Regions from separate parts of the Mus musculus genome. Here region 1 is linked to region 2. A link is a loop called in an ENCODE intact Hi-C map of the cell type or tissue named here. Cell type or tissue: heart. All regions are shown on one strand. Links, peaks and the distances in the headings refer to the core of each region. The heading gives the core; the rest is flanking DNA.

What was found. Hi-C counts contacts between places; a loop is a spot of excess contacts. Peaks named below come from ENCODE experiments on the same cell type or tissue, not always from the same donor. Only the 100,000 strongest peaks of a DNase experiment are listed, where the experiment ranks them.
Region 1: a loop joins it to region 2, with 2.9 times the contacts of the local background. A loop is called at or near these places in 9 of 42 quality-filtered maps.

Annotation. Positions count from the first base shown.
Region 1 is chr11:100,348,734-100,360,729 of GRCm38, forward strand. Hap1 (huntingtin-associated protein 1) reads right to left here and starts at 7,408. Exons shown (of 13, transcript NM_177981.2): 1 at 6,957-7,408; 2 at 5,939-6,015; 3 at 5,513-5,629; 4 at 5,224-5,402; 5 at 4,955-5,054; 6 at 4,811-4,877; 7 at 3,452-3,582; 8 at 3,110-3,172; 9 at 2,685-2,819; 10 at 2,477-2,568; 11 at 504-886; 12 at 1-126. The coding sequence starts at 7,344. In heart, for the core only: CTCF peaks have their summits at 3,573 (motif pointing left), 6,870 (motif pointing right) and 8,842 (motif pointing right); DNase peaks (open chromatin) are centred at 6,528, 6,718, 7,328 and 7,668; H3K4me3 peaks cover 2,648 bases; H3K27ac peaks cover 1,843 bases; H3K27me3 peaks cover 4,732 bases.
Region 2 is chr11:100,540,360-100,552,355 of GRCm38, forward strand. Ttc25 (tetratricopeptide repeat domain 25) reads left to right here and starts at 5,249. Exons shown (of 12, transcript NM_028918.3): 1 at 5,249-5,549; 2 at 9,444-9,575; 3 at 9,826-9,976; 4 at 10,597-10,658; 5 at 11,112-11,277. The coding sequence starts at 5,442. In heart, for the core only: a CTCF peak has its summit at 5,219; a DNase peak (open chromatin) is centred at 5,272; H3K4me3 peaks cover 1,426 bases; H3K27ac peaks cover 2,113 bases.

The DNA of each region.
Region 1 (11,996 bases), core at 2,530-10,529, 190 kb before region 2:
CCCTGGCACTGGGAGAGTGAGTGGCCCTGTCCTCCTCCAGCCTCTGAGAGTCCTGGGTCGGCACTCTGGGCTGCTGCTCCAGGATCCCGCCCCCCATGTTTGTTTGCTGCTGCGGGGTTGGGGAGTCTTGGTGGGTAGAGGAATTCGGGATGAAGGATAGGGCAGAGATAGGAAGTTGAGGTACAAAGGTGTGTATAGCCCAACCCTGATTCCCAGTTCAGCCCCCCAAGGAAGAAGGTGGACGGACAGCTGGACTTGTAAGCAGATTTTGCATAAATAAACACTGAGGCAGCAGTTCTAGCCAAGGGGGACTGGAGGCAACTATGTAAATAGTATGTAAATCGTATGCAAAGTCCATGCAAATCAGCACACTGGGTGGGACCTAGTTAAGGTAAGCGATCACTGGGGAGGGGGTGGATGTTCACCTACTCTCACCTCTCATATGGTTGATGATCGAAAGCTTGTCCCACTGGCAGGAGGGTGTCCTCTGCGGGAACACTCACCTTTTGGGACCACCTTCTGCTTCTGCTGCCGCTTAGAGTGGGCGTCCTGCCAGTTGGACAGTTGCTGGAGGACATACTTCATGTCCAGGTGGGAAGGGCCCAGGCCACTGGCCTCCAGGGCGGAGACCACCACATTCATCCTTGTGGTCTCGTCCACCTCCGGTTCCACCTCCTCCCAGGCCTCGGTCTCCTCAGACGCCTGCTCGTTCTCTTCTGCCTGCCCATCCTCAGCTGTCCCCACCTCTTCGATGGCCCCCAGCTCCTCCTCAGGAACCAACTCCTCTGGAGCCTCAAAATCTTCAGGTGGCTTGAGATCTTGAGCCGGTGGGGGTGGCATCGCCCTCTGCTCCTTCTTCCGCCCCTCCCTGCAGTGAGTGTCACGTCTAGGCAAGGAGACAGTGACGTCTTTCCACACGGGCCACCCCAACACTTCACTCCACACACCCTGATAGTCCCCCACCTCAGCTGTCCCAGCTAGGAGTGAGGGAAGAGGGCATCATTGTGGAGGCTTCCAAAATGCCAGCCCACGCCCCCAGCAGGAGGAATGAGGGTTATCAATACCAAGGAGGTTCCTTCCTCTTCACTCCCACCCTTCAGCCTAGAGCAGAGCAACTGGGATATCTCATCCCAGAGCCAGTTGTCATAGAAATAAATCCATTATAGTAAGGCTCAGATGGGTCAGATGGCTTGCCCAAAGAACCCAAAGCAGCCAAACTGGGACTGGGTCCCAGGGCTATTCACCTTCATCTCCAGCCACATTGAGTAAAAAGCCACCTAGAAGGTGAGATCTGAATGGAGAGGGCACAGCCATTCCCAAAACAACCAGCAGATGAGCAGCCGCCCCCCCCAAAAAACACAGATTTCTCAGCGTTTTTCCGCTTACAGAACCAGCAACAAGGGGTTGTCTGGCGGCTGAAATGTGAAGACAGATGATGGGGGGTGGGGACCTTAGCCAGGTCACCCCACGTTTGATGTCTCCCCCCCACCAACCATCTCATTAAATCCTTAACAGAGATCAGGACCTTCGGAACACTGAGGAAACTCAAACTGCAAATTCCTTGGGCCATAAACATTGAAAACTCACAGGGAGCACAGGCATGGTGGCACCTGTCCTGGGAAGGCAGAGGCAGGCAGATCTCTAAGTTCGGGGCCAGCCTGGTCTACAGAGTGAGTTCCAGGACAGCCAGGGCTACACAGAGAAATCCAGCCTCAAAAAGGAGAAGGCTGGTGAGATGGCTCAGCAGGTAAGAGCACTGACTGCTCTTCCAGAGGTCCTGAGTTCAAATCCCAGCAACCACATGGTGGCTCACAACCACCCGTAATGAGATCTGACGCCCTCTTCTGGTGTGTCTGAAGACAGCTACAGTGTACTTATGTATAATAATAAATAAATCTTTGGGCCAGAACAAGCAGGGTCTACCAGAGCGAGCAGGGTTGACCAGAGTGGGCAGAGGTCCTAAATTCAATTCCCAACAACAAGATGAAGGCTCACAAATATCTGTACAGCTGCAGTGTGTACTCATATACGTAAAATAAAGAAATAAATCTTTAAAAAAAAAAAGAAGGAAGAGAAGAAGATGGGGAGGGGGAGGAAGAGGAAGAGGAAGAGGAGGGGAGGAGGAGGATGGGGAGGAGAGGAGAAGGAGGAAAGGAGGGGAGGAGGGAGGGGAGGAGGAGGAAGGAAGGAAGGAAGGAAGGAAGGAAGGAAGGAAGGAAGGAAGGAAGGAAGGAAGAAAGAAAGGAAGGAAGAGAAAGAAAAAAGTCTCAGGTGGAAATGACTGATCCCCATGCAGAGTCCGCAGAGCTAGGCAGTGTGAGCGAGGCAGGATAAGGAGGCAGGAAGGATGCCTGAACATTAGGAGGTCAGAACATTAGTGTCAACCATTCTCCACTCAGAAAAGGTAGTTGGCACTGGGTGGACCAAAGTGAGCATGGCTGAACCAGGCAAGCCTGAGGATCCCAGCTACACACACCTCTCCATGAAATACGCAGGGTCAGTGATGAACTTCCTCAGAGATGTTCGGAGCTCCTCAGCCAGTGTCTCTGGGAAACTTGGAAGTGCATCCTACAGCAAAGAGGGGAGACATTCCACCCCAACACTCAGAAGAAATAATCTGAAGGCAGAAATCAGCCAGCAGGGCTGAAACCCAGGGCACACCGAGGTAAAAAGAGCACCCTCACCAGAGGCACACTGTATCCATAGTGGGTGACAGAGCCTGCGGGCATGGAGGAGCGCTGGCGATGACTCTTCCCATCCTCCTGGCGGTCACGAGGCCTGCTCCCATAATCCTGCATGTAGGAGCCAGCTCGCAGGCTCTGCTAGGACCAGGGGTTTCCAGTCAGGCACTCTGCCTGCTCTTGCTTTAGGCACAAGCAACGACCCCAGCTCCAGACCCAAACAGTGCGATTCTGGGTGACCCTGGCCAAGATCCTGATCTCTACCCTCTCCAGACCTCAAACGAGCTGATATCTGCTGGACCGTGGGCCAGTCAGGGTGGAGGGCAGTAAGGCTCTGCCTGCAACTTGCTTGTCTTCTTTGGAGAGCCAAGTTGTCCCTCCGGGGGGCCTGCATTCCAGATCTTTGCCTAGGAATCATAGAACCTCACCTCCGAGTGGATCCCCTTCTCTGAGGCCAGCATCTGCTGCAGTTTCTCTGTCTGGGCCCCATACTGTAAAAAAAACCATGAGGTGTGAGACACACCCCCCCAAGGCCTCCCACTCCTGCACCTCCTACCCCACCAGTCTTCCCATATCAGAGTCTCTGACAGTCACAAGGAACAGGAGTCATAAAGTGGGGGTCATGCAGCCTGGTTTTGGGAGTGTGTAGGATTCTCTCTGGGTGGACTTGGTTAGGGACGTGGCTGGGCAGGATGAACAGCTCTCCCGTCATCTCTGCCAACTCTGATGCCTACACAGGGAAGGGCTTTGGGCCTGACAGAGCAGCTTACAGACTGACAACGCTGTTGTAGCTTGGTGATCTCGGCCTGCAGCTGAGTGATCTCTTTCTGCTGCCTCTCATAGCCTTCCAGCCTCAACACCAGCACTTCCGATAGCTCTGCCATCTGCTGGCTGGCTTCAGCTATAGGACAAGCACAGATCAGCCTGGCTCTGAGTCTCGGTCCCGTCACCCCCACAGAGGTCCCTCTGGACTTTGGCATTCTTCCCCCAGGTCTTCTTTTTGGAGAATCATTTATTGACACAGAGCAGGGGACTGGAGAATGTCTTGGTAAGACCTGATCCCTTGTCCACACCAGGCACTCTCAACCCCAATAGAATGAGGTACAATGGAGCCAGTGTCAAGGGAAGAGAAGAGGAAAGGGTCCCAGAGGTGGAGCATGTGACCAACTCAGTGCTGCAGAATCTGGGAAGGGCTCTGGAAGGAGCCTCTGGCTATGGAAGCCCCACCACACCGAGAAGGAAGATGCAGGGAATGGGCAGGGGGGAGGGGGAGGGGCAGGGCAGTGAGCAGAGACCAGATCGCAGAGATGGGGGAAGGGGTTGCCGTTATCCTTGGACCAATGGGAAGCCATTTTGGAATTTTTGTCACAGAAACTCATCCTGGCTGGGTAAAAAGGGACCTGGATGGGTAGAGAGACCCCATTATATATTATGAGGTGTCCTGGGCTAGAGACACTGAGACTTGCCAGCTGTGGCTTGCAGGGGAAAGAAGGACAGAGATGAGATTTGGAAAGAGCATAAGCCAGATGCTATATATCCCTTTGAATCTGCATCTCAGTGGGTAGGCTTGAGGTCCTCAGGGACTGACGAAGGCTAACTTGGTGCTAGGCACAGCCTAGAATCAGTGTGTGACTGTGAACTGTCTCAGCCCTAAGTGCCCAGGCTCTGGCAGCTCCTGGCTTCCTCCCTGCCATCCTGTCCACCCTGCCAGCTTGGACTGTTCCAAATAATAGACAGACCCTAATGGCCTCTATGTGTTCTGCAGTGCTCTACCCTTCCTGGGCGCGTGCTCTCCCCGCCTGTCCCCCCTCTCTCCAGAGTCCCACATTAGGTGGTCTTCAACACCTGACCCTCCTGTCTCTGACTCCTGAGTGCTGAGGTTCCAGGTGAGCTTCCACCACGCTCAACAATGGTTCTCAAAACCCTGAGAAGATGAGGAGCAGGCCGTGGCTATCAGTCCTCATTCTAAAGATGAAGGTTCAGGGAAACCAAGGAATCTGTCTGGGCTACCACAGCGGCCAAGTCCCAGAGCCAGGACCTCAGCTCTGCTCTCCAGGCTCCAAACCCTTAGCTCATCCTCTCATCTCTTGGGACAGTGCCCTCCTCTGAATTAACGGTGTCACACGTACAGAACTGCTCCACACATTCCAGAATGAGCATCTGCTCTTCGTCCTCCAGGTTGTCAAGGTGGGAGGCCTGGAGGAAGGGAAAAAGGAAGGGGTGAGGCTGTCACCATCCCCTGCCCAAGGGCGCGCCCTCCTCACTGTCCTCACCTCCTCTCGCAGGTGGTCGTTCTCTTCCTCCAGAAGCCTGAGCTTCTGCTGCAGGGTTTCCAGCTGTGGGCAGCGGTGCGCTGTCTCAGCCTTAGGGTGTCTGGCAGGGGGGGGAGGGCGATGATGAGAGTCAGACTGTAAGGGCTGGAGGATCCCAGTCCCCAAGGCTTCCCCAGCAATGACAGTGTCAGCAGGCCCATGCCCATTTATAAACGAGCAACTGAGGCTCAGAGAACGGATGATCCCGGGCACAAAGGCCGAACACGTACGGCTTGGGGGCACCATAGGGGTGGTCGTGCTGCTGGTCTTGATCCCTCTGTCCTTCTCGTTCCTCCTCTTCGCCCTCTTCCTCGTCTTCCTCGTCTTCCTCATCATCATCGTCATCAGAGTCTGAGTAGAGCTGAAGAAGGTCATCTCGCAGGTTCACCTGCTTCCGGAGATGTAAAATCTAGGGCAGGGGAGAGAAGCCACGGAAAGATGAGCACAAGGGGGCAGAACGGGTGCTAGTCTGGGGAGGGGACACACGGAACTCTCCCTGGTCCTTAGGAACCCAGATACCTCCTCCCTGGCTGAGCCCAGCATGGTTTCCAGCTTATTATTCTCCTCCATCAAGACACTGTTCTGTTTCACCAGGGACTGGCCGATCCGGGCGGCTGTGTTCAGGTCCCGTTCTTTCTGCAAAAGAAGAGCCAACCATTCCAATTCCTTCGAAGTTTCCGGGACCTCCCAAACAGGAGGGAGAAACCAGGGCTAGGTCACAAGAAGACTATCTCTCCAGCACCCAGTCATCCAAGTACCAAAGACTATTAACCATCTCCTGGGTCTGATAAGATCAGTCCAGATTGGTCCTCTGTAATCTACTTGCCTTCCAGGAAAGGGGCCTTCAAGTTGGCTCCCAGGCAAGAAGAAAACAGACAAAAGCCCGAAGTCCTGTAGGGCAGAGTTAAAATGAGGGCTGGCCTGAGTGAGGAAGGCGGTACCCACCTCTTCCAGCAAATACAACATCACTTTGACATCATCTTCGGTGATCTTCTTCGTGGGTGGTGGATTAGGACACAACGCTGCAGGAGGAAAGGCCCAAGTGGGTCAGGGAAAGGAGCCGAGGCTGCCCATAGACCACTACACCCCTCACAACAAAGATTGTGAGACTGCACTCCATCTGGCCCTAACACCCTCTCCACAGCTCCGGATCTCCCCACTCCTGCTTTCTCAGGAGGGGCCTGGATGCTGTAAAGGCAAAACCATCCTCTGGGCTCAGGAACTGGACTCTCAAGACCCCTGGGTCTCTGGGCCCCTCGAGATAAGAAGTCAGGGAAAATACTGGGCTCATCATGCCCACCCCCAATCGGCATCTTAGCCATCACTGGAGTCTCCTCGATCATAAAAACAAATGCAGTCACCCATCCTAAACCTGTTGCTTGTCACAGGAGGGCCAAGTAGACTTCTTCAGCACCCAGAAGCGGGCACCTGAGCCTAAAATTGCCCCCGCCCAGAAGAGGAGGGACAGAAGCCCAGTGCCCCGCCCACTCCTCCCTCTTCATTCCAGCTTCGGAAAAGTACGACCCAGACCCCCTGAGGACAAGTAGTGGTCAAAGGCTCCCCTACACACACACCTCTACCCACCCACGCAGGCTGGTTCCTGCGGGCTAGCGCAGGCTCAAAGCGCACCCGCAGCCCCCGCCCCTCTGCTGGCACTGCGGTAGACGGGGAGGGGGCACTGAGAGTGCGCAGATCTGCCACAGCAACAGGCGCGAAGAGGCGGGCGGAGAGCGCGAGAGAGCTCTGGACCTGACGCACCCACAATAATCGGGAAACCGGAAAAGGGGGGGGGGGAGATGGGGAAAGAGAAACCAAACCGGCACCGCAGACTGTGGTCTCGCGGGGGTGGTGGAAAGGTGGAACTAAGAGCCACAAGGGGGCGGGGCGCCTGAGTCGGTGCACCCCCTCCTACCTGGAGATGCCCAAATAGTGCCCAATGCGGGATCCCCGAGACTCAGTTTACCTTCCTGCAGCTCTCGAATAAACGCCGCACGCTCAGGGCCGGACACGCCGGGCCTCCGGCCGATGTACGCGGCTGGTGTCTTCCAGATTCCCTCGGCCTTTCCAGTGCCCAGGCCAGTGGCCCGGGGACCGTAAGGCCCCTGGAATACGTAGCGGGTCCATGGTGCGTCCGAATCACCAATGATCATGGACCGACAAAAGCTTCCTGTCTTGGTTCGGGATCCTGATTTTTGTCCGGACCCGGTTCCCTGCGCTGGAGCAGGTTTGGGCTCCGCCGAGGGCTCCGGAGCGGGACCAACTGCAGGCTGGGTCGTGGGGGTGCCTGCTGCTGGGTCCCCCGACCCTGTCCCGTCTCCCGCACCGCTCTGCACCTGCTCTTTCGGGCGCATCTTGACTCCGCAGTCCGCTGCCGCAGCCGGGGCTTTATAACCTGTGCTCGGAGCGGGCTCCACTGGGCTGTACCACGCGTGGCGCTAGGGGTGACCGTTGATCAGTTAGTGGTGCCGAGGACTCAGGATCCTGCAAGAAAGCAGCCAGTGGTGACGAGATAGGAAGTAAATAAAAGAAGAAGAAAGAAAGAGATGAACTAGTGCCTAGCTTATTCCGTGGGGTCGAGTCCACGGTGATGGATTTCTCTTCCCTTCCATCTTCTGAGAATGGTTCTGTCCAAAGCCGCCGCTTCCCTGGACTTGAGTAGAGGGACCCGTAGCTTCTGCCTAGAAACAACCCCCCCTTCAGCCCCCCGCGCGCGCTCCCGCCACCCCAGCTTCCAGGGGCTTTCTGTGTTGCCCTACCCAACATTGTGTACAGACCGAGGTGACCTGAGAATCGAGGCAGTACGCCTGTGCCTTCCCAGGTAGACTAAGCGAGAAATCCAAACTCCGGTATGGCTTTCAACGTGTTGCGTGTCATCCACAGGTCCCTCTCACTCTCGCGCTCGCCCCTGGACGTCTTCCATCTTAGTGCGTTCACTCGTTCTTTATTTCCAACCCTAATTCTCAAGCCCTACAGTCCAAGCAAGCACCTGTTCTGTTCTTCAAACATTCCAAAAAGAACATCTTCGGAGGGGATCCTGCTTAAATGTTTCGCTGTGACGACTCTTCAAGATCCCCGTGTACACACACACACACACACACACACACACACACACACACACACCAAAACATCCGTTATCCCAGGGTCTGAACTGATCGATGTCGGTCTCCACGACTTTACCCGTGCTCTTCAGCTCATGGACGGACGTATGCTCCCCAGAAAAATGGCTACTTTGGAAGCTGGCTCTCAGTCCTGAATGAACTGGTTTAAGGGGTGGGAGCTAGGGAGGGCAGTAGCCATTTCTGTGCTTTTAGACTGGGAGACAGGCTAAAGGGAGATGGATGACTCATGGACTCAAGTCTCAAAATCGTTCTTGATGTTCTCCATTCTCCACCATCCTCCAGTGGACAAGGCTATTGACTTTACGTTTTTTAAAATATTTATTTATTTATTTTTTATATCTGGTGTATGAAGGTGTCCATGTCAACATCAGTTGTTGTCCGTCCCTTGCCACCTTATTTTTTGAGACAAGGTTCCTCACTGAATCTGGAGTTCAGCACTTTGACTAGACTGTCTGGCCAGCGATTCCCCAAGACATCCACTTAACTCCACCCTACCCCTCAGCCCCGGGGTTTACAGACAGGTGCCACCATACCAGACCTTCATGTGGATGCTAGGGATCCAAACACAAGCCTTTATGTTTACACGCAGACCGAGACAGTTTACACATGCGCACACACATGTATGTATGTATGTATGTATGTATACACACACACAGACATACAGTTTTATTTGTGCATATGAGTGTTTTGCTTGCTTGTATATCTGGGCACCACTACCATGCCTGTTTTCCACAGAGGCCAGAAGAGGGCATCGGATCCCCTGGACCTGGAATTACAGATGGCTGTGAACTGGGAGCAGAACCCTGAAAGAGCAGCCTATGTTCTCACCCACTGAGCCATCTCTCCAATCCCCAACACGCCCCAATTTTGTTTTGCTTTTGAAAGAGGGTCTCACTCTGTAGTCCAGGCTAGCTTAAAATTCACTATGTTGCCTAGGCTGGCCTCAATTCTCTTGCTTCAGACTTTCTTGAGCTGGAATTACAAGTCACACCCAGCTTGAATTTGCCTTTTAAATACCCCTCAAACATAGCTAGTTCCAGGCAGCCAAGGTTACAGAGCAAGACCAGACCTCTAAAAGAAAACCTTAAGTTCTTTTTTTTCTTTTTCTTTTTCTTTCTCTTTTTCTTTTTCTTTTTTCTTTTTTTCTTTTTTTAGTTTTTTGAGACAGGGTTTCTCTGTATAGCCCTGGCTGTCCTGGAACTCATTTTGTAGACCAGGCTGGCCTCAAGCTCAGAAATCTGCCTGCCTCTGCCTTCCAAGTGCTGGGATCAAAGGCGTGCACCACCACCGCCCAGCATTAAGTGCTTTTCAAATGTTCGCATTCTGTACCAATGGTCTATTTTGCAAGCAGAGTGTTCCTCCCTTCTTCTCAGATTGTTGTGCTAGCCAGCCTCTCCCTATACCCCAACACACGTCCCACACACCTGTCTTACACCATCCTGGGTCCAGGTACATTCTAGCTTCTGGCCAGAGGTGTACATGTACTGTACATCCACATTGCTGTACAGGTCCAAACATGCACACACACACACACACACACACACACACACACACACACACACACACACACACCCATACATGCACACACACAAATACACACATTAGAATAGGTACTCAATATGTGTGTTGGATGAATACACACCAGGCATGCATGCGATGCACAGCCCTTCATCCACACATTTATCTAAGCTAAAGAACTCTGGCACCACTTCTTCCCAGCATCCTTGTCTGAGCTATAGACAGGGCTGATTCTCAAGGTCTTTGCCTAGCAAAGCATCTCCTAACGCATTCAAGGTCAGGTTTCCACACAGTCCAGACCAATAAAGACAACCCAGAAAGAATCAATGTGCCCTTCCATCAGTACCCACCCTGTCAAGAGGCACTGCCATTCCACTATGACTTTCTACCACAGGTGGTAATGTACGTCTGCAATCCCAGCCCCTGGGAGTGAGGTGGAAGGATCATGAGTTCAAGGCCAGCCTGGGCTCCGTGGCAGATTTGAAGCCAACCTGGATTATGTAGAACATTTGAGGCCAGCTCGGGCTACATGAGAAGGTGCCTTAAAGCCCTTCCCCTGAAAACATTTCCCTTTATTTCTGTTCATTTATTCATTCATTCAACAAACACATCGAGTACCTATTCTAATGTGTGTGCTTGTGCATTTGTGTGTGTGCATGTTTGTACATGAACAGCAATGTATGTGTGCAACACATCTCTGGCCAGAAGCTGGAGGAAAACTCTCGTGCTTTTCACCTTACTCCTTTGACACAGATGTCTCAATGAACCCGGAACTTAGAATGTTTCAGCTTGGCTGGCTGGCCAGCAAGCCCCCAGGGAATTCTCTCTTATCCCTCTCCCTCCCCTCCCCTCCTCCCTCTCTCCCCCTGAGCCCCATTCCCCCAACACCAGGGTTACAGGCTCTTGAAGCTTTCCCCACGGATACTGTCAATCCAGACTCAGCGCCACCCCCACCCCCCCAACAACCAGAGCAGTCGCTGAGAGCCTTGAGAGATTTACGTCCTGATACACAGAGAGAAGAAGGGTGGGGAAAAGTGAAAATGGAGAGACTGGACCTGGTATAAGCTTTTGAAACCTCAAAGCCCACTCCCAGTGACACACCTCTTCCAACAAGGCCACAGCTCCCAATCTTTTCCAAACCGTTCACAAACTATTTGCGAGCAAGTATTCAAACCTACGAGCCCACTAGAGGACATTCTCATTCAAACCAACACGAGGTACATGGCATTACACCTGGCTAACCCTAAGACAGCTCTACAAAGCTGTGGAGAGTTGAATCAGGCCAGGGTCACTACAGAGAAGGTAAAACACATAAACTTTGCCTTTTGTTATGGCCAGAGACATTATCCATCTTAGTTTTTGGTGGACTTGGTGCCTTTTTAACCTCACTCCTCTAACTTATCTTTCGATCATTATTCACCCCTAAGAAACATTTATTAAGCATTATGACAGGCATTTGGGACACACTGGTGAACAAAGAGACTAGATCTCTGCTGTCTTAGGGATCATGTGCCAGAGGGGAGCTACAAACAGGAGCAAAGAACTGAAAGCCAGAGGTTCAGCTCAGTGGCAGGCACTCGTAAGCAATCCCAGCACTCCAGAGGCAGAGGCAGGGAGATCAAAAACTAAAGCAGCCTGGGCTATGAGTGAAAGGATGGGTACCCACTCAGGACCCCTAAGACCAAGTTCTCAGCACAAAGGAGATTTCTCTTCCTCAGAGGGACAAGGGACAAGGAATAAGAGACAAAGATAGAGGATGAGGGAGAAGGGGAAGGGAACAAGGGAGAAAGGAAAGGGGAATTTAACCGGGAGGATGGACAAATGACTGCCTCTGAATACAGAGGAGACTGATGTGGTCCATAAGAAAATGATAATTTGGGGCTGGAGAGATGGCTCAGTTGTTAAGAACATTGACTGCTCTTCCTGAGTTCAAATCCCAGCAACCACATAGTGGTTCACAACCATCTGTAATAGGATCCGATGCCCTCTGCTGGTGTGTCTGAGAGACAGCGACAGTGTACTTCCGTACACTTTTGACGGCTGGACTTCACACTTTGATAGCTGGGCCTTGGTAGTCAACCTCAGAAAGAGGAAGTGGACAAATAAGGGGACAGACCTCAGTGGCTAGCTTTCGGGATGCCATCTAACTGTTTTAGCAAGGTGGATAGAATATAAGAGAGAAGGGCAGGGCCTGCGAGAGCCATGCTTGCACGCTATGCCTGGCTAGAGTTCCTTCACTGAGTGATACTTGTCTCCGGGAAAACAAAAAGGAGATGGAGCAGGGGAGCTGGAGGGATCCTGTGCAGGGCGTGGGGGGAGACTGTGAGGAGAGCTTTGGAGGCCTCTGAGGACGGGGCTGGAGAATG
Region 2 (11,996 bases), core at 1,430-9,429:
GACACATTTATTAAGTAGTATCAATGTGCAGACAATTAATCCACAATACATAACGTGACAGCCCAAATTAGAAATGGCTGAAAGATGAGAATGTTTACTTGCGCAAGGAAGGTATACAGAGGATGCTAATTAGCCCATGAGAAGATACTCAACATCTCTACTCATTAGGAGAAACAAATTAAGAACCAGCAACAGTGGAGCTAGGCATGATGGCACCTGTCTGCGATCCCAGTATTCAGAAAACTGAGGCAGAAAGATTGTGAATTCTAAGATAGCTTGTGCTCTCTAGACAAGTCCTATTCCAAAAGCCAAATAAATGGCAGTCCTGGAGCCACCATAAGGCTGTGCAGGGTCTGCCCTGACCTAGACTTTCTGAGTCAGAAAGATAAGACTTTTCTTTCTTCTTCTCCTCTGCTACTCTCTCTCTCTCTCTCTCTCTCTCTCTCTCTCTCTCTCTCTCTCTCTCTCTCTCTCTCTCTCTCTCTCTCTCTCTGTTGTTGTTTGAGACAGGATTTATCTATGTATTCCTGGATGTCCTGGAGTTTGCTACGTAGATCAAGCCGGCCTCAAACTCACAGAGCTCCTCCTGCCTCTGCCTCCCTAGTGCTTGAATTAAAAGCACGCACTCCACCCCCCTTCCAACCCCCCTACAGCTTTTACCTTTTCCTTTTAGTTTCTAGCTAGAGCCCACGTATGCCTCCTCCCGTGCTTTATGCCTTGTTATTCTTTCTCCAGAGCTCCCATCTCTGACATGCAGCCGTTTGTCCACTGCGTGGCTGACTTCCATGCTGGCTGAACTCAAAGGCCGTGACCTTTTCTTTTTCTTATCTGTCTCCCTCTTCCTGGCAGCTGCTCACATGTACAGTTGTCTGCCCTGGGATTTTTCTTTGAAACTGTAATAAAACTGTTCTCAATGTTAGAAAGAAAGAGAAAGAAAGAAAGAAAGAAAGAAAGAAAGAAAGAAAGAAAGAAAGAAAGAAAGAAAGATCTCCACAACAGTGAGTGTAACAGGTAAAATTGCTAACTCCAGGTTGGAGAAATGGCTCAGAGGTTTTAACCTGCTGAAGCACCAGATGCTCTTCTAGAGGACATGAATTCAATTCCTAGCACCCACATGGCAGCTACAACTATCTTTAACTAACTTTATGGTACCAGGGCTTCTGGTGGCCTTTTCTGGTCCCAGTATCTGGGCAAATGGTGCACAGATACACATGCAAGCAAGAAAAACTCCTATTCACATACAATAAAATAGCTTCATTGAAATGTAATTAATGTATGGTAAACTGCACTTGGGAGCTGGGCCTGGAGAGATGGTAATCCCAGCTACTCTGGAGACAGAGGCAGTGGATTTGCCAGCTCAAAGCTTATCTGGGGCAGAGGGGGGAGAGAGAGAGAGAGAGAGAGAGAGAGAGAGAGAGAGAGAAGAATTACAAGGCCAGCCTAGGGAAATTTAGCACCCTGTTCTAAAAATACAAAGAAAAAGGCTATCCACGTAGCCCAGTTGATAGGCGGCTTGCCTAGCATGCCCCAAATCCTGGGTTTGCTCTCTGACAACACATGAACCTGGTGTGGCAGTACATACCTGCAATCCCAGCATTCCAAAGCTGGGAACCAGGACGGCAAGTGCAAGGTCATCCTCAGCTCCTCAAGGACCTCAAGAGCAGATGGGTACATGTAACACTGTCGTCCAGTCCAACATCAATCAGCCAATGGTACATGTGACACTGTCTGTCGTCCAGTCCATCATCAATCAGCCAATGGCACATGTGACACTGTTGTCCAGTCCATCATCAATCAGCCAATGGCACATGTGACACTGTCGTCCAGTCTATCATCAATCAGCCAATGGCACATGTGACACTGTCGTCCAGTCCATCATCAATCAGCCAATGGTACATGTGACACTGTCTGTCGTCCAGTCCATCATCAATCAGCCAATGACACAAAATAAAAAGGGGAAATAGAGCTAGGGACAGAGAGATGATGGTAGACTGCTTGGTAGCATGGGCTCGGTCCTAGGTTTGATCTCTAGCACTGAATGAAAAGGGGCAGGGCTAACAAGAGACCTGCACAGAAGTCATTTGAGTAAGTCTGTGAGTTCTACCACATGTGGCCATCCAAGAACCCATTAGCACCACCGGGCTACACACATCATTTTCATCTCCAAACATTCCCTAATGACTTCTCTGTAGCCTACCCCTCCCAAACCTGTCACCCCCAGGTGACTTCCTAGGCAACCACTATTTGTATTCGGGAAAGTATCGATTGATTTACATTTCCTAGAATTTTATATCTAATTTTACTATCATTGTGATATTTTATGTCAAGGGATCAGGAGAGCTCTCCATATAGCCCGGGCTAGATTCAGTCTACCAGTTCTTCTTCCTCGGTCTTCCAACGGCTGGCTTTACAGTAGAGTGCTACAATACACAGCTCGTGGAATCTTTTTTTTCTTTTTTTGAAGAGTCACCTATATTAAACACATGTCAGAGCATTTTTTTTCCTTCTGAGTAGTAACTCATTATATGACAAACTTTTCACATAGCATAGGAATATTTCTAGTTTGTGCCTACTACAAATAAAACTTCTATGTATGCATGTTTCTCTCTCTCTCTCTCTCTCTCTCTCTCTCTCTCTCTCTCTCTCTCTCTCAGCTGGAGGGATAGCTCAGCAGTTAAGAACAATGACTACTCTTCCACAGGACCCAGGTTCAAGTTCCAGCATGAACATGGTAGTGTATACACACACACACACACACACACACACACACACACACACCTCTCACTCTTGAGTAACAAATATCTTCAGAAAAGGGCAGCTTTACCTTCTCTGGACTCTTGAGGAATCAAATGCAGCCGTGCTAGGAGGCCAGCGGCAGCAGATCTCACGAGGACTGGAGCTGCAGGGGACTGTGAACCACCAGACATGGACGCTGGGAATGAAACACTGATCCAGTACATGATGAGCACACACTTTTAATCACTGAGCCATCTCCCCAGCCCGCCAAAAGACAGTCATCTTCTAAATCAAACTGCAGATCAATGTGCAGTTATAAAGGAACCTTATGTATTCTTTTTTTTTTTTTTTTTTTTTTTTTTTTTTGGTTTTTCGAGACAGGGTTTCTCTGTGTAGCCCTGGCTGTCCTGGAACTCACTTTGTAGACCAGGCTGGCCTCAAACTCAGAAATCTGCCTGCCTCTGCCTCCCAAGTGCTGGGATTAAAGGCGTGCACCACCACGCCCGGCTAACCTTGTGTATTCTTGTTTGCTTGGTTTGTTTTCCTTTTGATATAAAGCCTTGCTAAGTGGTCCTGGCTATCCTTGAGCTCCAGGCTACCCTCTTTCTCTGTCCTGGGACTGTCTGTGTACACCACCATAACCATACCTGGCTTAGGTATTCCTTTGTCATTTCCCCCAATGGTAATCTTGAAAAACTTTTAAAAACTACAACAGGGCTGGAGAGATGGCTCAGCAGATAAGAGCACTGACTGCTCTTCCGAAGGTCCTGAGTTCAAATCCCAGCAACCACATGGTGGCTCACAACCATCTGTAATGAGATCTGATGCCCTCTTCTGGTGTGTCTGAAGACAGCTATAGTGTACTTAAAATACATAAAATAAATAAATCTTAAAAAATAACTACAATAGTCGGGCATTGGTGGCATTTGTCTTTAATCCCAGCACTTGGGAGACAGAGGCAGGCAGATTTCTGAGTTGGAGATCAGCCTGGTCTACAGAGTGAGTTCCAGGACAGCCAGGGCTACACAGAGAAACCCTGTCTCGAAAAACAAAACAAAACAAAACAAAAGAACAACAACATCAACAACCAACAAGGGTATTGGCACTAATGAAAGTCTCTGACTTTACCACATTTTCCCAAGTAATCAGTTATGGTGGCTTGAGACAGAGACTCCCCTGTTACTTGGGCTGGCCTTCACCTCACTATGTAACTGAGGCTGCCTTGAACTTGTGGCAATCCTGCTTCAGTCTCTCAAGTGCTAGAATTACAGATGTTGTGCTCATTTGTGTTTATACATTTGCCAGTAAGGACATCTTTTTTAGAGACTGAAAACGGTTTGCTTTGCTCCTACTGTGTGCTGGATTCTGTTCCTAATACATGCCCATTAAGCTGGATCCTGTTTCTGTTTTTGTGTTTGAAACTCGCTGTGTAGCCAGGGCTGGCCTGGAACTTGTTATGGAGACCAGAAAGCCTGTATCTCACAACCAACCTCCTACCTCTGTCTCTGGAGTAAGAAAATTAAAGACCCAGGCCACCAAGCCTGGCTCAGCTGAATTCTGGAAAGACAGTTTAAGACAAGATTCTGGGCTGGAGAGATGGCTCAGGGATTAAGAGCACTGGTGCTCTTGCAGAAGACCCAGGTTTAACTCCTAGCACCCAAGTGGTGGCTCAAAATCATGTATAACTCCAAGACTGTTTTAAAAAACCAATATAGTTGAGGCAGTTAACTGAGCTAGCTATCTAAGATATTATGGGTACTTAGAGGTACTGCTGTGTCTGTGTGGTGTGTGTGTGTGTGTGTGTGTGTGTGAACATGTGTGTGCTTGTGCACATGTGAATGTAGATGCCAGGGGACACTTCAGGAATGCATGTCTTTCTGTCTCTCCAGGGCTGGCTAATACAAGATGGTGCCATCACACTGGGCTGTACCAGGGTTGGGGGAACTGAAACAGAGAGCTGCATGCTTAGCATGCGCTTTACCAACTGAGTTATCCCCACAGCCATTACTCCTGAATGGCTGCAGAATTATGTCAGGCTAGACCTTAGTTTAGACTTGCTATTAGCAAGTGTTCCATAACTATGTGACATTGAAAGCTAAACCCATCACACTTTCCATTGCATTCTCATGCAAATCCTCACGTCCCTGAGGGCTCTATTATTTTCCTGTTCATTTGGCAGGTAGAACGCGTACTTTTCAGTTCCCTAATGTGCTTGGTCAAGGATCACGCAGCTAAGAAGTGACAAGAGAGAAGGCTGCCCAAGCCCTCTGACTCCGGTTCCAAAATTCTCTCTCCTTCCTAATGGGACCTGGAGTGCTTAAGCCTTAATCCTACTTGGAATTTTGCCTCCAATTCTCATTTTCTTGGCTTGCTTTGTCTGCGAGGCTTTCCACGTGGCAACTGGAGGGGAGAAGCAACCTACAAGCAAACAGCGATCACTCTGGAGCGCCAGCGTCCTGCAGCCGCCGGCCACGCGCTCAGCACTTGTCTGACCGGTGTGCGCAGCGTGGCGACACAGGCGCATGAGCACGCTGGGCGGGCTCACCCGGAGGCCTAACACCGCCAGGGGAGGGGAGGGGAGGGACCGGAAGTTAGACTATCTCTCTAGGTTGCTAAGAGACCGGGCTGTCCCAAAACAAGCCGGCGATTCTCCAGCCTCTTTTCCTTTCTGAATCTGCTTCAGAATTTCCAAAAGTAGGGTGACCATGTCGGACGGTGATATCTTAAGAAGCACTTTTCCCTCTTACATGGCAGAGGGGGAGAGGCTTTATCTGTGCGGGGAGTTCACTAAGGCCATTCAAAGCTTTACCAACGTGAGTTGCGCTTTGATCCTATTACTGTGTTGCCTTCCTCTTTTCCCCTCCTCCCTTTCCCTCTCTTCCTCCTCCCCTTCTTCTTTCCCTTCCCCTTCCTTCTCCTCTCCCCTCTTCTTTTTTTCTCTTCTTTCCTCTCTCAACCTCCTCCCCGCCTCCGCTCCTCTTTTGAGATAGACACTTGTTCTGTAGACCAGGGTGGTCTCGAACTACCCCTACTTCCTGAGAGATGACTTCCAATGTGCACCCTCATTCCCAACTTATGATTTGAAAGGAAGGTGCCCTCCTTATGTCCTCTGGAGGCCAACTCCCTATCTTGCAGTTGGCCTCTGGAATGATGGAACCCCAGCTTGCTACCTGGACCCACCACCATTGTGTTGTTGATGAAAGATTTGTGTGTATGTATACCACATGCATGCCTGGTACTTTTGGAAGCCAGAAGAGGGAACTGGATCCCTTGGAACTGGAGTTACAGGCAGTTATGTAGCACCAAATGGGTGCTGGGATCCAGATCTGGGTCCTCTACAGGAATAGTAAGTGCTGTTAACCAATAAATCAACACGATACCACCCCCCACCACACACACACACACACTTCACCACTTAAAGAAAAATATTTGTATGTGATGGGTGTTTTGCCAGCATGCATGGACCACATGCATACTTCCCTCTTAGAGTGTGGAAATGGACTGAGGGGTGTGAGCTGCCATGTAGGTGCTGGGACTTGAACCTGGGTCCTCTGGAAGAGCAGGCAGTCAGTCAGTTAGTGTTCTTAGCTGCTAAAAAATCTCCAGTCCCACCCAATTACCATTTTTTTTTCATCACCAGCAGCCCTGAGGTCCATTTTGTGGATATCATACTCCTGGTTCCCATGATATGCCACTGTCACACATAAACCCTGACTTTTGCCATTTTCTCTTATAGTTTCTCACTAATGCCTGCCAGTTGGAGACATAATGTGACCAATCATTAAATGTTTCATGATTACCTTTCTCTTGATAAATTCAGTCTCCCATCCTTAGCCACAGATTGCCCAAGAAGCTAAATGTAGAAGTCTTTGGCACAGGCTTGCCTGTAAGAAAGTTGTCGGTGAAGTTAGGGCGTACTGTAGTAACCTTATTGAAAATTACACCATTGTACCCTACAGGGATTGGGAGTCGTTTTAGGATATTAGACTCACTGCTCTAAGCAGTGTGTGTCCGTCTAGGATGTCGGGGAGCGGAAGGGGTTACTATTGTTTTCTTTGTATATATGAGGAAGTGAATATAAAAGTTAGGTAACATGCCCAAGGTCACTGCACTGAACTAGCTGGAGTAGTGGAGGAAGGATCCTGTGAGCCAAGCATTCAGACTCCAGTTGCCTGGGGTGCCAACCTCCAGACTGCAAGGTGTTCTGATAACCTTTTCCTTTGCAGGGCTGGAGACAGTGCTTAGCTGGGTAGAGTGTTTGCCTTGTGTGCATGAAGCCCTGGTTTGATCCTGCTTTTGAGTGTGTTGTCCCACACTTTCAGTCCCAGCAGCTGGCAGGTAGAGAGAGAGAAGGAACAGAGATTTAAGATCATCTATGGCTACTTAGCAAGGTCAGGGCCAGCGTGGAATACTGGAGATCCTGCCTCCAGAACAGAATAACCATTTCCTTTGCTAGAAACTATACTTTTCTTTTGGGGTGCTGGTGCTCCGACCCCACATGCTTGCCAGTTGCTCTTCTTCTGAGTAACATGAGGAGCCCATAGCCTCCTTCCTTCCTTCCTTCCTTCCTTCCTTCCTTCCTTCCTTCCTTCCTTCCTTTCTTCCTTCCTTCTTTCTTCCTTCCTTTCTCAAGACGGGACTTCTCTGTATAGCCCTGACCATCCTGGAATTTGCTCTGTAGACTGGGTTATTTCGAACTCAGAGATCCTCCCGCCTCTGCCTCCTCAGTACACACCTGAGAACTGAAGGCGTGCACCACCACACCCAGCTCTACTTGGCATAGCATCGGGGCATGGTGGTACTTGTAAATCCCAATATTCAGGGTGCTGAGACAGGAGGATTTTGAGTTTGGGGCTGGCCAGGGCTACATAGTGAGTTCAAGACACGCCTGAGCTAAACTGGCAAAACTGTTTCCAAAGAACCAAATTAAAGCAAACCCTTAAACGGAGTGTCAGCCCACTAACCAATCCCAAGACTTCCCTCAAGTCCAGCTTCTCTACCATCCCCCAATCTTTCACCTCTTTCCCTAGTCACAGCCTCTAAGAGAAATGACGACCTGATGGGCATATGGAGTTAGGAGTTCCGCCAGTTCCCCTCTCTCATGGAGCAATCTGGTCCTAGAGAAGCTGAGACAGAAAGTAAAGATGGCCCCAAGGGCAGGTTAGGAAGCCCTCCCATTCTAGGAAAGATAGCAGCTGCTTCCTCTTCCTAGAAAAGAAGGAAGGTCTTAGAGAGGGCAGACTTGGTCTGACGCCTAGGGGATCACGTCTGTCTTTCCTGGCACCAGTTTCTAGTGCAGAGCCACCTTCCCTTGGGGCAATGTTCTCTTCTGTCTTGGTTACCCCTGGACCAGGGCAGACATTCACCACAGCTGTAACAATCTCAGTCCGAAGGGGACAGGACATAGCTGGATGTGATGACTCTGCTTGTCGTCCTAGCATTTAGGGGAGCTAAGGCAAGAAGATCAGGAGTACAGGGGCAGCCTCAGCTACATAATGTGTTTGAGGCCATCGTGGATTATGTGAGGCTCTGTCTCAAGAAATATACAGACAAAGATGGCACAGAGGAGAAAGGTACTTTTGGCCAAGTCTGATTGGCTGAAATTGAACCAAGTCTTATAAGTTGTTCTCTGAGCTGTACATGCACACTGTTGCATGCATAGAACCACATGGGCCAACACGCACACGAAATTAATTTTTAAAAAAAGAAAGGAAGGAAGGAAGATTTCGGGACATGGTGGGGGAGGTGTGTGTGTGTGTGAGAGAAGTGCCCATCCTTACACTAGGGCCTCCAGATGGCTTCTGTCTTCCTCACATCTGTGTCTTAGTTCCCCAAAATAGTGATAATTCTCAGTTTACTACATGAAGAAGGAGGAGGAGGAGGAGGGAGGGGAGGAGGAGGGAGGGGAGGAGGAGGAAGAATAAGATGGTGGAGATGGTGGCTCAAGCCAGGTGTGACAGCATACATCCATAATCCCGGCTACTCCAAAGACTGAAGAAGTGAAGAAATAAGAGGAGGGTGGGCATGGGTGGTACATACCTGAGCTTGGCAGAGTACTTGAGACCAACTTGGTCTATCTACATAGCAAGCTCCAGGCCAGTCAAGGCTACAGTTTGAAATTATATCTCCACACCAAACAACAACGAAACTCCAACAAACCAGAAAGACAGAGAGGGAAGGAGGGAAGGAGAAAAAGAGAAGACTCGGACTAGGTATAACTCAAAGGTAGAGAGAACTTGCTCCAACACTCATAAAACTCTGCATTCTAGGCCTTGCACACAAAGGCTCGGGGATGAGTGACCCGAGTTTTAGATAGTCCTGAAATCTATTCTGTTTACGTTAGCCTTTGACATTTACATTGCAAATGTGTGCAGCCAACTCAGGTTTCTTGAACTTGATCGACATAAACCATCTTGTAGTTGTACTGCTGGAAGGATTTGGCAGAAAGTCACAGATCCTCAGCCCAGCCAGTTCCTACGTCTTAGCCAGTGGCTTCCTCAGTAGCCGAGATAGAGCCTTCTCCGAGATCAGCCACATACAGATAGAGATGTTCACGTTCGCTGAGCCAATGGGTTGGGCTGCTTGCATCTGATGAGACTCAGAGGCAGGAGTCCATGTACTGACCTGGAGGGTCCCCTTGAAACTGCCACCCTTCTGGGTCAGGGTGCCGCCTTGCTCCTCCTGGAATCTGCACTTCCCTTTGGCAGGCTCTTCACCTTCAAAGTGGAGATAAGAACTGCCTGGTTGCCCGCTCCAAATGCTACCTGAAGATGGGAGACTTAGAGAAGTCCTTGAACGATGCTGAGGCCTCACTTCGGAACGACCCGACTTTCTGCAAGGTGACTGCCGGATGGGAGGGCTCAGTCTTGCTTTCGCCATTTCCATTGCAGCAGACTCTGGTTACTGGGAGTTGAAGAACCAGCTGGGTCACTTAGTGTCTGATGCCCTTTCCTCCTCAGTGCCTCCCTGCCTCTCGCAGGCCAACCTTGACCTCCAGCCTTGACCTTCAACCTGGGACCCTTCCATGCTACCGTGCAAGTCCTTTAAGGTCTTGGCTCTCCACCTGGGTTTGACTGTCTTTCATTCCAGGGGATCTTACAGAAGGCTGAGACACTGTACACCATGGGAGACTTTGAGTTTGCCCTGGTGTTCTATCATCGAGGCTACAAACTGAGACCTGATCGGGAATTCAAAGTAGGAATTCAGAAGGCCCAGGAAGCCATCAACAACTCGGTGGGAAGTGAGTGAGCGAGGGGCTGTGCCTTTATCTAGGAAGGCTCAGCAAGGTCAAGGGTGCAGAGGGCAAGCAGCTACCACCGGGGGACTCTCACACTTAGACTTGGCTGTTGCTGAGGTCACAGGTCAAAATTCTGAGGAGTGACCTTCTAGCCATGCTAGGTGGGCTGCTTTGAAGCTGTCCTTTCTGAAGTCATACATAAACTAGAGTTGGGTTCTGAGTCCAGCCTTTCTGAGGTTGGCTCCTCCGCCACCATACAAGTACCCAAGGGTTAGTTTTATCCACCAGCTCCACGGCAGAGGGAAGAGGGAAGTGAAGGAGAACTTGTCCCTGTGGATAGCAAAGTGTGGAAATAGCACATGACAGAGTCTCCCTTCATCCCAGATCTCTCTGTATTTGGAAATCTGGCTGCTGTGGCTTTGGGCTAGTGGGGGGCCCACCTAGTGTCTAGGACAGTGTTTTACCAACCACCCTGCACCATTCTGGTATTAGGGTGGCTTGCAGCCACCTCTGCCAAGGCCTCTGCCATCTCCTTGCCAAAGGCAGCCATTTCCACATAAAAGTATGTGATCGGTCATGCCTGAGGGGCTTGGCCCTGCTCAGTCCCAGCCTCTGTCCTGCAGGTCCTTCTTCAATCAAGCTGGAGAACAAAGGCGACCTCTCCTTCTTAAGCAAGCAAGCTGAGGTAAGGGGCCTGGTTCTGAGAGCACGTGGACCTTCAAAACCCTACTAACAGTCCACTGGGAACATCTCACTTCTGCCCATCTTGGGCCACCGTGAGATTCGGCCTCGGCTCCAGAGGTATCTTGGGAATCCAGCTAGACCCAACCAAGCATATTTCACGGTTCTCAGGGCCACAGAGAGTCTTGTAGGAGCAGGACTTTGGAGTCTTAGACTCTCGATCCACCCCACATGCTCTGAGCTCCTTTTTTTGTTTGTTTTGTTTTGTTTTGTTTTGTTTTGTTTTGTTTTGTTTTTGAGACAGAGTTTCTCTGTGTAGCCCTGGCTGTCCTGGAAGTCACTCTGTAGACCAGGCTGGCCTCGAACTCAGAAATCCACCTGCCTCTGCCTCCCGAGTGCTTCGCTCTGAGCTCCTTACTGAGGCTCCTCTGAATGTCCCTCCATTTCCATTTTCCAGAGTAAGAAAGCCCAACAGAAGCATCTGCCTATAAAGCAACTCTCGTACAGCACCAAGCATGAAATCAAGCGGAAGGGCTCGCTCAAGAGCGAGAAGACCGTGCGGCAGCTGCTCGGGGAGCTGTACGTGGACAAGGAGTATCTGGAGAAGCTCCTTCTGGATGAAGGTCTCAGGCCCGTGGCCGGCAGGGCTGGGGGCAGTGGGTGGGAGCTCAAGGGACAGCCTGTCTTGGAATGCAGCCAACCCAGACCTATAGAAACACAGCGTTCTCACTCGACTGAGGTCCAGGAGGCTAGGCAACAGGCTTCTGCTCATATCTGAACCCAAGAAGTTCACACACAGGGTCCCCACTTTTGTGTGTGTGTGTGGACTTCTTTGTCGACCTCACATCACTGTGATAGAACACTTGAGATAATCAGCCTGTAAGTAGGAACGAACGATGCTGGTCTGGTACCGTGGCTCATATCTTTCATCCCACCAGAGGAGGAGGCAGAGGCAGAGCAGGTGGGTCTCTGTGACTTTAAGGCCAGCCTGGTCCATGTAGCAAGTTCTGAGATAGCCAGGATTATGCAGTGAGACACTGTTTCAAAAAAATTTTTTTTTATTTTGGCTTAAAGTTTCAGAGATTTCATAGGTATTCAGGTAACCCTATTGTTTCAGGGCCTGCTGGTGAGGCAGAACATTGTTTGGGGAGCACCCAGTAGGACAGAGATGGCCAGGAAGTAACAAAAGAGGAAGGGGCAGAGATTCCAGTGCCCCCCACCCCCATTGGAAGGCATGCCCCAGACAGTGTAACTTCCTGACGATAGGCTCCTCCTCCTAAAGATTCTTCCAGCCGGGCGTGGTGGCGCACGCCTTTAATCCCAGCACTTGGGAGGCAGAGGC